2 separate regions of the Homo sapiens genome follow, and region 2 is linked to region 1. A link is an interaction called in ENCODE POLR2A ChIA-PET data of the cell type or tissue named here. Cell type or tissue: B cell. All regions are shown on one strand. Each heading gives the region's core, and the rest is flanking DNA. Links, peaks and the distances in the headings are about the cores only.

What was found. ChIA-PET counts read pairs that join two places held together with the same protein. Peaks named below come from ENCODE experiments on the same cell type or tissue, not always from the same donor. Only the 100,000 strongest peaks of a DNase experiment are listed, where the experiment ranks them.
Region 2: POLR2A ChIA-PET joins it to region 1 with 9 read pairs; 9 of 35 experiments call an interaction of 5 or more read pairs at or near these places.

What each region holds. Positions count from the first base shown.
Region 1 is chr12:92,559,787-92,568,154 of GRCh38, reverse strand. All of the region lies in intron 1 of LOC105369905 (a long non-coding RNA gene), which reads right to left. Among named protein-coding and RNA genes, the nearest start is that of LINC02397, 97 kb to the right of the region's middle. RefSeq lists a silencer at 6,993-7,072. In B cell, for the core only: no CTCF peak of the experiment used is centred there; no DNase peak of the experiment used is centred there; H3K27ac peaks cover 3,048 bases.
Region 2 is chr12:92,123,030-92,129,833 of GRCh38, reverse strand. All of the region lies in intron 1 of LINC01619 (long intergenic non-protein coding RNA 1619), which reads left to right. Among named protein-coding and RNA genes, the nearest start is that of LINC01619, 16 kb to the left of the region's middle. In B cell, for the core only: no CTCF peak of the experiment used is centred there; no DNase peak of the experiment used is centred there; H3K27ac peaks cover 32 bases.

The sequences.
Region 1 (8,368 bases), core at 2,677-6,676:
TGCACCCATCAACGTGTCCTCTACATTAGGTATTTCTCCTAATGCTATCCCTCCCCCAGACCCCCACCCCCCGACAGGCTCTGGTGTGTGATGTTCCCCACCCTATGTCCATGTGTTCTCATTGTTCACCTCCCACTTATGAATGAGAACATGTGGTATTTGGTTTTCTGTTCCCGTGTTAGTTTGCTGAGAATGATGGTTTCCAGCTTCATCCATGTCCCTGTAGAGGACATGAACTCATCGTTTTTTATGGCTGCATAGTATTCCATGGTGCATATGTGAAACATTTTCTTTATCCAGTCTATCATTGATGGGCATTTGGGTTGGTTCCAAGTCTTTGCTATTGTGAATAGTGCCTCAATAAACATATGTGTGCATGTGTCTTAATAGAATAATTTATAATCCTTTGGATATATACCCAGTAATGGGATTGCTGGGTCAAATGGTATTTCTAGTTCTAGATCCTTGAGGAATCGCCACACTGTCTTCCACAATGGTTGAACTAATTTACACTTCCACCAACAGTGTAAAAGCGTTCCTATTTCTCCTCATCCTCTCTACCATCTGTTGTTTCCTGACTTTTTAATGATCGCCATTCTAACTGTTGTGAGATGGTATTTCATTGTGGTTTTGATTTGCATTTATCCAGTGACCAGTGATGATGAGCTTTTTTTCATATATTTGTTGGCCACCTTAATATCCTTTTGAGAAGTGTCTGTTTACATCCTTCACCCACTTTTTGATTTTTTTTTTTTTGAAATTTGTTTAAGTTCTTTGTAGATTCTGGATATTAGCCCTTTGTCAGATGGAAAGATTGCAAAAATTTTCTCCCATTCTGTAGGTTGCTTGTTCACTCTGATGATAGTTTCTTTTGCTGTGCAGAAGCTCTTTAATTAGATCCCATTTGTCAATTTTGGCTTTTGTTGCCATTGCTTTTCATTCAGGACATAGGCATGGGCAAAGACTTCATGACTGGTTTGATCTTTTTGTCTATTTTTATTTCATCTTCTGGGAGACTTTTCTGAGTTTTTAAAATGTATTTCTCTTTTTTATGTTGGCAATCATATTTTTAAAATCAAACCTTTTAAATCTCAGTTTGTTCATTTTTCATAGTATCCAGTTCTTGTCTAATGAAAGCACTGTATTCTTGAATCTTTCTAAGGGTGTTGGAATTTCTGCAAAAATGTCTGTTTTTTTAAATAATATGGCTTTCTATTTTGTAATCAGCTTTTCTTGTTTATTTTGATTAGAGTGTCTCACACTCAGAAGTTTTTCCAAGTGTATGGGAATATTTGGTTTTCTGTTGATATTTTAGGGCAAAGCAAATGCCATGACTGGGGTTGTAACTTATATTGTGGTGAAATCAGCTGTTTCATAAGTAGAGTTTTGATGGATTTCCTCTGCATTTTAGCCTTTATGTCTCACTCCCACTCCTGTGGTATTTCAGTTTTCAGATTTCTGAGCATCTCAATGGTTCTTCCAGGCAACCTATATCCATTGCTGTCACTAACCCTCCACCCTCTTTATTTTGCTCTAAGCTAACCCCTTTGGATGCTTTTCACCTGTCAGCATGTTTTCACTTTTCATCTGGGGTTGTTTGTTGAAAAAAAAAAATTGTTGAAATCTTTTATCAGTTTATGTCCATTTCTTTTTCTTATTTTAGCTTATGAATTTGTACCTATTTGTATTCCTTTACTAACATTTTAATAGGCTTTTGGATGGAAGAGAATATAAATACATTTGCATAATCTGCCATCTTTATCTAGAAGTCCCTGTTAATTTTTAAATATACATTTGTCTGACCTGAAATCTGTAGACACATATTTAGTATTTATTTATAGTCTACATCATTTGTAAACATGTGTTTTTAGTGCATATGTGTAAGGTGCCTTTTGGCATGTACCATTTCTCTGACAATTTTCTCAATATTTTAAGGTATAAACAGGTCAAACTTTTAAAAAAATCCTTTCCAGGTTGTAACTTACCTCAATTATATTTTTTCTAAAAACAATTCTGTAAAATAGGTATTGCCACCATCTCATTTTACAGACGAGAAACGGAGATTCCAAGAGAGTTGAATGATAAGCTTAAGATAATAAAGCTGATAAATGTTGACCTGGTTAGATCCAAACTTCGGTTCAGCGGTACATGTGCAGATTTGTTACCTAGGTAAATTGCATACGTCATGGGGGTTTGGTGTGTAGATTGTTTCATCACCCAGGTAATAAGCGTGGTACCTAATAGGTAGTTTTCAGTCCTCATCCTCTTCCCACCTTCCACCCTCAAGTAGCCCCAGTGTCTATTGTTCCCTTCTTTGTGTCCATGTGTAGTCGATGTTTAGCTCCCACTTATAAGGGAGAATATATGGTATTTAGTTTTCTGTTCCTGTGTTAGTTCACAGAATAACAGCCTCCAACCATGTTGCTGCAAAGGACATGATCTTGTTCTTTTTTATGGCTACATAGTATTCCATGGTATACTATGTATATACATGGTATATGTACCATATTCTCTTTATCCAGTCTACCACTGATGGGCATCTAGGTTGATTCCATGTCTTTGCTGTTGTGAATAGTGCTGCGATAAACATTTCTGCATGTGTCTTTATGGTAGAATGATTTATATTCCTTTGGGTATGTACCCAATAATGGGATTGCTGAGTTGCACGGTAGTTCTGTTTTAAGTTCTTTGAGAAATCACTAAACTGCTTTCTACAGTGGCTGAACTAATTTACATTCCCACCAGCACTGTATACATGTTCCCTTTTCTCTGCAGCCTTACCAGCATCTGTTATTTTTTGACTTTTTAATAATAGCCATTCTGACTGGTGTGAGACAATATCTCATTGTGGTTTTAATTTGAATTTATCTAATGATCAGTGATGTTGAATATTTTTTCATATGCTTGTTGGCCACATGTATGTCTTCTTTTGAAAAGTGTCTGTTTACCTTCTTTGCCCACCTTTTAATGGGGTTGTTTGTTTTTTGCTTGTAAATTTGTTTATCTCTCATGCTATGCTATGTCTCTTAGACAACATTTGATAAAACCAAATAAATACAACAGCATAAATAAATAAGTTAATCTGTTTAAAGAATAAATTTCTACTTTCACAGGGCATCATGTGCACTGCTTTAGTTTTCAGCTTGGTTGTACTTTTTAATAATATTTAAAACTGGTCCTGAATATTTGATAAGGATATGGCAGTCCTAACTTCTCTCATCAAACTCTATGGATAACTTATACTGATAAAATAAATTATGTTTCATAAAAGAAAAGCTGTTGTTTCAAAAGTAATGGAGGCAGGGCCAAGGTACAATCAGACAATTTTAATTGTCTTCAACTATTATATATCTTACTATATTTTAGGTCAGATAATTTGGCTCATAATATTCAAAACTGTATTAATTATGGGATTTTACAACAAGGTTATGTAGTGTATGTTTGCCAGTTGGGAAAGAAAGATAATTATGCTTGAATGTAGGTCACATTTAAGAAACCCTCTTAGGCCTATGGGAACCATGTTTCCTTAAAAATCAAGAGTTAATGATATTAAAGAGAATGGTGCCACCTCTCATCCTGTGACCCAGTTCTTTTGGTCAGAGACGATTTTTACTTTTTTTGGTGGGTGTGCATAATTTCCCGTAGGGCAGCTTGGATCAGTTGTGGTAGCTACTGAATTGGATCATGTTGGTTATAAGAAACTGGTAGATGAAGCATTACTAATGTGGATATTTACAGGCACATTTCTAGGGCTGATGTCATAAGCAGTTAGTTCTCTTAACTCCCCCCAAAGTTGGATACAAATATTGATTTTTAGCTGGGCAGATCTTTGTCTACTATGCAGTTGTTTTATTCTTTGTCCATGAAAAATTGTTGATATGTTCAAGCTCACAGTGTTCTGTTTTGTTTTCCTGATCCTTTTTTTGTTTTGTTTTTTGTTTAAGCATTACCAAATGTTAAGTCTAAAGAATTTAGATTTAAAACAAGAGTGAACTAGGAGTTCATATAAGGATATGATATTCATATAAGGATCTAACATAATTTTGTAGCATCTGAGAACTCTGTTGTAACTACTTAACCATTTGAATTGAGCTCTTAAAAAACGCTCTGCTCACAAATTTCCCAACCTCTGTTCCACCTCACTCCATCCCACTGCTCACCACCAGTAGAAAAAAGGCTGCAATGGAAAAACAGACTGTTTAAAATTCATTGCATGATACAAAAAGAAACATAAGGTTTTCTAATGCTGTAGCTCTATGTCCTGAAATTGGGGATAATTTTACAAGATATGTAGCAAAATAGATCTCAGCTCCCAATATTCAGAACAAAGCTTTGATTTTGTCACTGCAATTTAAGTGGTTCAACTTATGTTGGGGTTGAGGCAAATTGCTTTTTAAAATACAGAGAGATAGTGAGATATAAAATTTTAATTTATAATTTTAATTGGGCTGGGATTTTTTTGTCTGAAATGTGTGCATTTTCAGTTATTATTTTCATCTTTGCCTTATCTTATTACTAATGAAATACTATAGTTAACTAGTGAGCTGATGATACATTCTGAGGATGAAATTTGTAGCCTATATTTCTCTTTGTCTCTTTTCCAGATTTAAAGAATTAAGATACTTGAATAAGCTGCTGTAAGGAACCACCAATACTAGAAGACATACTGTACTTTAAGATGATTGGGCATTGTGTAGTGCAGACACCAATCCTTGGAAGGACATACAACACACTAAGGATATTTGGGGCCATGGAAAAATCTAGCTCCTGAAGTAACTGATGAGGGTCCCCCTTTTCCCAGCAAATACTCGGCCTGCAGGACTAATGTTTAACTAGCCATGTAGTTTAACATATATTTCCCTATTCCCCTCCTTCCCTTGACTTTTGTCAAACTAGCTTTCTTGGACTAGTTTGATTATATGCCTCTTAAAGGGAAGGAAGCCTTGTATCTTTCTCTCCATTGGCATCTCTATGAAATTCGCATGCTGGTTACTGAAGACAGCAAAGGCTCACAGCAAGCTATAGATGTCCTGGATGAATGTCTTTGCTGAGTCTTACAAATTTAGACCAAAAAAAGAATACTGGAATCTAGAACTAATAATATATATATATAATATATATATTTTAATAAATATATTTTAATTAAAAATATATTTTAATAATATATATTTTAATAACATATGTATTTTAATAAAATACATAGATATATATTTTTAGTCCTATACAGGTCCATTTAGCTGTTAATTTCCACTTCAGAATTCTCTTGTGATGATGTCTGAGTGGGGTATGAGTTCCTCCAGGCTTTGAGGTTTATATAAATAAGAACTATAAGATCAACATTTACCAACAGGTGAGCTGTAGGATGGTAATCCAGCTGCTGCTTGTGTTTTGGGTGTAGTACATTTAGCTAATCCTATTGACTATAATTCTAACTGGGTGGCTCTTGCTAGAACTTTGGGGAAAAGATGTAATCTTCAGGCCAAGGGTGAATGGAGTACTCCAGCTATTCTTGAAATGACCCAGATCTCAAAGCAAGAAGTTGATTTACTTTTTAAAACAAGATTTATAAGTTGCCCAAACTGTTCTCTACTCAAAGGTTATGGTTGGAACCCAACCAAGATAGTAGAAACACTGCCTTCATCAAGCCAGACATTGCTCAAGTTTATAATGCAAGATAAAGAAGAAGTAATACATGTCCTGTTTTAAAGACATGTCTAATTGCTAGGAGAGCACTCAGGTAGCAACACAATAGATCTGCCCCAGTGGTCTAAGCAAAGGCAGTCTCAAATGTTGAGAAGAGTAAGACTTAGAATAGGGAAAGGATTGTGTTTGGCTCGGTCATCTGTAAGTCTTTTTAAAGACCTAGGATGACTTTTAGGGTGTGTACATGACAGGATAAATGCAAGTGTTTCTGAGACTTGAAGACTCTGTAAATAAGGGGATTGAGGGTAGATCTAAGAGAGTTGGAGGTACCGGAAATGTTGGGAATTGGATAACGAATATCACAGAATGAAAGTCTAATTCTGGTGAAGTTAAGTTAAGAATTCTACCTTTTCCTGTTTGAATAACATGCACTGGCTTTAAATGATAATTGTGGAACATCTTAGAGAAAACCTCAGACTCCTGAGCAAGGTGTCTGTTTTAACCAACATAGCAATTTATTTCTGTGGAGAGATGAGAAAATTTTGAATGATTCTTGATTTTTAGAGCACTGCATTTGGTAACCCTATTATAAAATTTTGGATATATATTGCACCCCATAAAATAGCTACAGCAGTTTAGATTTTTTAAATGGCCAGAGCCATTATGTGCTGCAGCACTTGGATTTGGTCCATAATGCTTCGCAATCCAACAGCAATCTCTAAAGCCCAGAGCCCTGGGACTGTTTCCAACAAAACAGTAGGTCAGCACTGAAAGAGAAAGAAGTGGTTGCCTACATTGCCACAAATGGAAATGAGAGAAGAGACGTGCTTATCAGGGTAAATAAACTTGGTCTTATTATTAGAAAAGAGGTGGCAAGTGGGCGGAGGGAAAATAGGCACAGCACTGACATTTACTAAGCACCTACTCATTGTCTCACACATTATTAGATGCCTTAATTCATTACTTCATTTAGTCCTGGCAAAATTCTAAAGATTTGATTATTGTCATTATTACAGATAAAGAAACTGAAGAGAGAGTATATTAGGCCATTCTTGCATTTCTATAAAGAAATATCTGAGACTGGGTAATTTATAAAGAAAAGATATTCAACCGGCTCACGGCTCTACAGGCTCTACAGGAAGCATAGTGCAGGCATCTGCTTGGCTTCTGGGGAGGCCTCAGGAAGCTTATAATGATGGTGGAAGGTGAAGGGGAACAGGTACGTCACATGGCCAGAGCAGGAGCAAGAGAGAGAGAGTGGGGGTGAGAGGCACCACACACTTTTAAATGACTAGATCTCCTGTGAACTTAGAGCGTGAGCTCACTTAACACCAAAGAGATGGCCCAACCCATTCATGAGGGACCGGCCCCCATGATCCAAACACCTCCCACCAGGCCCCACCCCCAGCATTGGAGATTACAATTCAACATGAGATCTGGGCAGGAACAAATATTCAAATTATACCAGAGAGGTTAAGAAAATTGACCAAGGTCACACAGCAAGCATGTGGTGAATACGTTTTGTTAACCCAGGTAACTGACTCTAGAATTTATGCTCCTTTTAATCTGTCACAGTTGAGTTTTACTTTGATGACTTGTTATTAGTGACTGCTGTAAATCTATAACTGTTTAGGTCATCTCTACTGTACAATGGTCATGGGTGATTGAACCACTAATTAATCATGTGTCTTTGGGTTTATTCACTCATTAAACAATGACTTGTTGAGCCCCAATTATGTGACAGCTACTGAGTAAGGTAATTGCACTGCAGCAGGGAATAAGAGAGATGCAATTCCTGTCTTTATGAGCTTACATTATGGAAACAGTAAGCAAGTAAAGAGATTAACATGTTGAAGTCTGTGAAGGGATTACTTCAGTGAGTAGAACCTTAATGCAATCCAATACTCCAGATTGCTATAGGAATGAGATGTACTGGTAAACTGAATAGTCTGGTTATTTATGTAGACTTTATCAAGAAATGGATCTGGACTCACTTCATGGCAAATCTCCAGGTGACAATGCCCATATTGTTTCACCTACAGATTAGTTTCCATAAAACAGTGCCCCTCATTCTTCTGTGTATATGCCACTCAAACTGTTACTCCTTTAATTTTTTTCTAGTTTTTTCCTTTGGAAGACTTTGCTAGGTTTCACTGTTACTAAAAGGGAAGTAGCAGACCACTTCAGTAGGGTTATGCCATCTCTATTTTGGAGTGAGGGTGCTTTTAAAAAATGGTACTGGGTTTTTCTTCTTTTAAAGGTCACACAGTTCTGATTTAGAATGCTCTCAAAAACATATAGATAAATTTAAAACATGAAATTTGAACATGAGTGCTATAATAACATTTATTTAAAAAAAACTATCAAACTTGGCTAAACAAAATGTGGTACCTATACACAATGGAATACTATGCAGCCATAAAAACAAGATCATGTCCTTTTCAGGAACCTGGGTGGAGCTGGAGGCCATTATCCTTAGCAAAGTAACTCAGGGACAGAAAACCAAATGCCACATGCTCTCACTTATAAGTGGGAGCTAAATGATGAGAACACACGGATACATAGAGGGGAACAACACACACTGAGGCCTTTCAGAGAACAGAGGGTGGGAGGAGGAAGAGGGTCAGGAAAAGTTACTAATGGGTACGAGGCTTAATATTTGGGTGATGAAATAATCTGTACAACAAACCTCCATGACGCAATTCTACCTATATAACAAACTTGC
Region 2 (6,804 bases), core at 556-4,555, 440 kb after region 1:
GGGTCACCCTGTACCTCCAGAGATGCATTGATCAACCCCCATTTTTCTGGCCTGATAAAGTCCAATGTCTTTCTCAAGTTTTTGCACCTTCCCAGGTGGCACATCCTCTCTTCTGACCTCTGGCCTTGGACCCAATCCAGCAGCTGCTGGATTAGGTCAGTTTGGTGACCATTTTATCAGCCTCCTTGGACTGTCCTTTTTGCCTACTATGTAGATGTGAAGCTTCGTCTCATCTTTCTACTGCAAACATTCACTTAAAGAAGCCATCTCTGGGGAAGGTGTGAGATGACAACAGAGACTTACACTGAAACAACATCGATGTCTTGAATTGTTAGGATTTTTTTTTTTGAGACAGGGTCTCACTCTATCGCCAGGCTGGAGTGCAGTGGCGCGATCTCAGCTCACTGCAACTTCCAACTCCTGGGTTCAAGCAATTCTTCTGCTTCAGCCTCCCGAGTGACTGGGACTACAGGCGTGTGCCACCACACCCAGCTAATTTTTTGTATTTTTAGTAGAGACGGGGTTTCACCGTGTTAGCCAGGATGGTCTTCATCTTCTGACCTTGTGATCCACCTACCTCTGCCTCCCAAAGTGCTAAGATTACAGGTGCGAGCCACCACGCCCAGCCAAATTGTTAGGATTTTTTAATGCTTTGGTGATTTGTGGATCCAGGCTCAGGTCCTTTGTTCCTTACCCTCCCAACTTCCCCTCTCCTTTTTATCCCATCGCCCCTTCCTTCTCCCTTCCCCCTCCCTCCATGCAGTCTTCTCTCTCCTCCCCTCCTTTCCCTTCCCTTCTCTTTGTGTCTCAGTAGACCAAAGCGGATGTTGCCTCTCTCTGCTATTAGGGAAGGAAAAACAGTGTTTTTTCTTTCTTTCTGCAGTCCTTTTTTTGTGGGTAAGGTTGCAGAGAAAGATAAAATAATGAAGAACAGAGAAGACAGATGAAGTCTTCAGGATAGGCAGAAAGACTAGGGAAAAGAACCCTGCATTTGCTTAGACACCGAGAGAGAGAGCCAGAGGGCCAGGAGATCTAGGCACAGGTTCTGGAATCAAACATTTCCTGGTTGGATCCCAGTTCAAACACTGGCAGTAGTGCCAAGAGGCAAAGCACTTCATCCATTTTGACTCCCAGTTCCTTTGCCTTTAAAATGGAGTCATAATATATTCATTCTTCAACTCCAGATTTCAAACTCTGAAAAGAGATTTTAAAAAATCTAGGGTTGCAAAAACATTTTTGGCAGTAAAACTTGAGGTCCCCCAATGTGACCCTATTTAATGTGGTCTTCAACCTACTTTAATGTCTATCCACACATTTTACTGCAGGAAGATTAATGCATTTGAATTCCAGCTCCCATGGGAGATGATTTATGCTATAGGAACATGCTCCATATTGTCTTTCTAAAATCCAAAAAATGCTCAATTCCAGAAATACAACTGGCCCTAAGGGCTTTGGATAAGGATATCCACCTCAGAGGGTATTTGGAATCCTGAATGGGGTAATAGATGTAGGACGAGGCCCTTAGTAAGTGTTGGCTGCTGTGACCATCATGGTACTGTGGTCTTGAACACGTGCAAGTATGTCCGTCTCCAGGAGTAGCCGTGAAACTTTGTGATAGTTGTAGGATGCACACAATACCCTGTCAGTTACACATAGGCTTCTTTTATATCTGTGGTTTATATCTGTCTTGAGTATTGAAGTTGGTTCTGATTTTCTTTTTAGATGTCTCCTCATTGCCCTCTTAACTCCACTTTTTTATTTTTATTTTTTTTTGAGACAGGATCTTGCTCAATAGCCCAACCTGGAGGGCAGTGACATAATCTCAGCTCACTGCAACTTCCGCCTCCTGGATTCCAGCAATTCTCTTGCCTCAGCCTCCCAAGTAGCTGGGATTACAGGCGTGCACCGCCACCCCTGGCTAATTTTTGTATTTTTAGTAGAGATGGGTTTTCGCCATGTTGGCCAGGCTGGTCTCAAACTCCTCGCCTCAAGTGGTCCACCCGCCTTGGCCTCTCAAAGTGCTGGGATTACAGGTGTGAGCCACCATGTCTGGCCTTAAATCCACTTTGTTAACTAAGGAAAAATAGTATTATTTTCCTCACTATTCCAACTAAGGAAAGGAAAAATAGTATTATTTTCCTCACTATTCCTCTGCTCCTCTCCTTCCATCCTCCCTCCTCTTCTCCCCAGCGCTCTCTGTACCGTGTGTGTGTGTGTGTGTGTGTGTGTGTGTGTGTGTGTGTGTGTCTCAAAAGCCCTTTCCAAGCCGGGCGTGGTGGCTCACGCCTGTAATCCCAGCACTTTGGGAGGCCGAGGCGGGCGGATCACGAGGTCAGGAGATCGAGACCCTCCTAACATGGTGAAACCCCATCTCTACTAAAAATACAAAAAAAAAAAAAAATTAGTTGGGTGCTGTGGCAGATGTCTGTAGTCCCAGCTACTCGGGAGGCTGAGGCAGGAGAATGGTGTGAACCCGGGAGATGGAGTTTGCAGTGAGCTGAGATCGCACCATTGCACTCCAGCCTGGGTGACAGAGCGAGACCCCCTCTCCAAAAAAAAAAAAAAAAAAAGCCCTTTTCCTCTGATCTCAGGGAACTAGAGAGCTGGTTACTTTGGAGGCTGCAGGGCTTTTCTCTGAGAGTAGTGATTACTAGTTAAAAGATGCTAAATGTGAAACAGTTATTTCTTAGGGGCCAGGTGCTAAGAACTTCTCAACAGGGACAACTTAGTGAGGGAAATGGAAAATGAATACACACGATATAAAACTTTGGCTATAAATACAAGATGATTTGGGGGGTGGGAGCGAATGGCATTTTGTTTGGTGTTTTCTCCATTGTAAGTCCTGTTGCCTGAGGTAAGGTAAAATTCTTTTTCCTAACATAAATTTAGGAAGTTGAGTATGAAGAAGAATAAATGGGTCTAGGCTGGAAGAACTTGATTGATTGAAATAAAAAAATTAAAGGCTTTTTGTCCCACAGTGATAATCAAAACATCCTTCTATTATTTAAAAAACAAATCTTGATGTCTAGTATAAAAAAAAAAAAAGAACAAACTGGCTGCAAGTTGTGAATTCATTTTGCCTGTCTGTGCCAGTTTTCCAAACTGGCAGAAGGGAGACTTTATTTCTGAGTATGTACTCCATTAAATATTTCAAGTTGTTAGAAGTATTCTTGGTTTTTGTTGTGTTTTATTTTGATGTTAAGATGGGTTCTCAGACCCTAGCCTAAGATCTGGATTTCTGTGTTGTCTTCATGACAAAAAAAAAAAAACAAAAAAAAACCAAAGACAACAAATGGAATAAACCATTGTAAGTAAAAAGGAGATGTAAACAGAGCACTGAGAACCTTACTTTTTTTTTTTTTTTGAGACAGAGTCTCGCTCTGTCGCCCAGGCTGGAGTGCAGTGGGGCAATCTTGGCTCACTGCAAGCTCTGCCTCCCGGGTTCATGCCATTCTCCTGCCTCAGCCTCCCGAGTAGCTGAGACTACAGGTGCCCACCACCACGCCTAGCTAATTTTTTTGTATTTTTAGTAGAGACGGGGTTTCACTGTGTTAGCCAGGATGGTCTCGATCCCCTGACCTTGTGATCCGCCCGCCTCAGTCTCCCAAAGTGCTGGGATTACAGGCATGACGCACCGCACCCGGCCGAGAACCTTACTTTTAATACAATTTTATGTTTACTTTGTCTACTCAGCCACTAGTCGGTTCTTGCTGACGTTATTTCAAAGGCTGAAGAAATAAATTTGTCTTGCCCACAATTACTATGATTCTTTGTTTTTGTTTTTTTAATAGAATCCACACTTTCCTCTTTATTTGTAATGGGTTTCTTGGTTCTACATGACACACAGCACCCCTTCCCAATCATGTTGCCTCAAGAAAGAAATAGAGAATATGTAGAAAATTAAAGCACTTACATTTGGAGTTGAAAGAAAAGAAGGCAATTGCAAAAGATCTCTCCTTATTCTGTAATGGAAGAGTGCAAATAAGCACATTTTTCCTGTCCTTCTCTAAGATGCTCCTGGCCCACACAATGCGCTTGAGAATAAATCAGTAATTCTCTATCATCAGCACTGCATTTACTCAGTCTCTAGGTATGGCACCTCAACAATGAGCAAAGTCTGAGCTTCCTCTCAAACAAAATTGAATTTAATACGTTTTTGTCTCTAAGATTCCTTTCTGAATTTTGAATTTCTTCTTTTTTTCAATCTGGTTGTTTTAATTTTGATTTTAGTTTGAAGGTAAATGTGGCTCCTGTGTCTTCTCTCTTATACCCAAAACATGTACATGGTAACTTTCTGAAGAACATGGGAAAAAATGGCTCCTTGTTGAGGGATGTGTTCAATAGAAAAAGAAGCCTGGACATGGAAAGATTCTATAAATGAAAGGATCTGGAGGATCTCTTTAAAGGAGCCTGTGAGGTTTTTAAACTTTATTTTAAGCTATTGTGAGCCTATGTTAGCCAGTCCAGGAACATTCATTGTAACTAAACCTCTTTTCCTTTTTTTTTTAAATTTGTTTTAATTCCCTTTTTATTTCTTCCTTCTTTTTCTTTTGGAGATGGAGTCTCACTCTGTCTCCCAGGCTGGAGTGCGGTGGCACGATTTTCACTCACTGCAATCTCTGCCTCCCAGGCTCAAGCATTCCTCCAGCCTCAGCCTCTTGAATAGCTGGGACTACAGGTGTCACCACCATGCCCCAGCTAATTTTATGTATTTTTGGTAGAGACAGTTGCCCAGGCTGTCCTTGAACTCCTGAACTCAAGCAATCCTCCTGCCATGGCTTCCCAAATTGCTGAGATTATAGGTGTGAACCACCACGCCTGACCCCTTTCCTTTCTTTTTAAATAGGCAATCAATATCTGATTTTATGAATGTCTGCCATTGTGCATGATTCAGCTAAGTAAGCCCTAATGAGAATTCAAAGGTTATGACGACTTAGTCATAGGAGTCTATAATCTAATGCAGAAAAGAGATTTACAAAGCATAACAAGGCAGTGTTTTATGTTATGATATAGGTACGGTGAAATGAGTTTAGGGAAGGAAGCCGGGGAAGGCTTCGTAGTAAAAGTGGCATTTAGTAGAACTCATGACGAGCTGAGGGATGCCAATAGTGAAAAGGCAATGATGTCAAGACTGTAAAGCTAAGGCTGTTTAGTGAATAGAGTATTCCAGTTTACCTAGAGTACAAGTTATGTGTGTAAGTAAGGCCTTGTCCTAAAAAAAAAAAAAAAAAATCAGTCTAGTGAGGAAAAAATGTAAATAAACAAATGAATGAGTACATTTTGCATTCTGAGTTATGCAGAAAGTGCTTTGCAACATAGAGGAAAAAGCCCTAACTGTTGTGGTGGTTGAGAGTTGATTGGAAAGCCTCATGGCAGGCTGAGTCTTGATAGAGCAGTACTTTGCCCAGTGGAAATAAGAAGAAAGCATATAGAAGTTCTCCTTATCCTTTGGACTTGCAATACACACAAAACTTTCTGGGGCTTTCTAAGGAAATTTTATTTCAAGATTCTGCTAGGCAATAACTCTCCTTCCTTAAATTGAAGGGTAAGGACTCTAAGTTCTGCTTTTTCTTTTCTCACTGAATTTGCTTAGGTTTTTTTTTCGTTTTTGTTTGTTTTTTTTTTTTTCACCTTTCTCACTGGTATTGATCACTTTCTCTTCCTTAGTAAAGCTCCATTTGCTTCTCTCCTAACCTGGACATTATAGGAAGCACTGATGCTGTATTAAAATTTAGAGAAAGCTCCCAGTCTGTCTTTCCCAACATCCCTTCAGTTTCAATAAGCAAAAAAAAAAAAAAAAATAGTTGTTATACAAGCATGGCAGCTGCCCTGCTGCTTTCTGTATGGTAGAGCAATATGTCCTCATGTTTGCATCAGGAAATGATGTTTCAAGTTGAGGTTCTGAAGTTTGATTGCTCAATTCTGTCACTTGCTAAATGTTTAATCTCAGGTTACCCAATCTCCCTGTGCCTCAATTTCTTCCTCTATAAAATGAAAATACAGTCATGTGCTGCATAATGATGTTTTGGCCAACAATGAACTGTGTATACAACGGTTGTCCAAGAAGATTATAATACTGTATTTTACTATACCTTTTCTATATTTCTATATGTTCAGATGCACATGCTTACCATTGTGTGACAATCGCCTACAGTATTCAATACAGTAAGCTGCTGTACAGGTGTGTAGTCTTGCAACACTAGGCTATACCATGTAGCCTAGGTGTGTAGTGTAGTAGGCTATACCATCTAGGTTTGTGTAAGCACACTCTATGATGTTCACATAACAAGAAATCTCCTACTGATAAATTTCTCAGAATGTATTCCTGTCATTAAGTGATGCATGACTGTAATGTACCTTACAGGACCATTGTGAGAATTAAATGAGATAATCCACAGAGAGCACTTAGTGCTGTGGCTGGGATGTAGTCAACATTTTAATAAATATTAGCTATTAATTATTTTTAATTTTTTGCCCAGGCTATTCAGCCCTTTCATCCTTTGGATGCTGCATGAAGATAACCTATAGTAGTTAATTTTGTCAACCTGAACTGGGCCATGGGATGCCCAGATATTTAGTTAAACATTATTTCTGGGTGTGTCTGTGAGGCTGTTTCTGCAAGAGATTAACATTTGAATTGGTGGACTGAGTAAAGCAGATGGCCCTCCTCAGTGTGGGGAGACCTCACGTTGTTCTTCCGGCCCTCATCCAATCTGTTGAGGCCTGAATAGAACAAAAAGGCAGAGGAAAGTTGAATTCTAGATCTGCCTGACTGAGCTGGGACCCATCTTCTCCTGTCCTTGG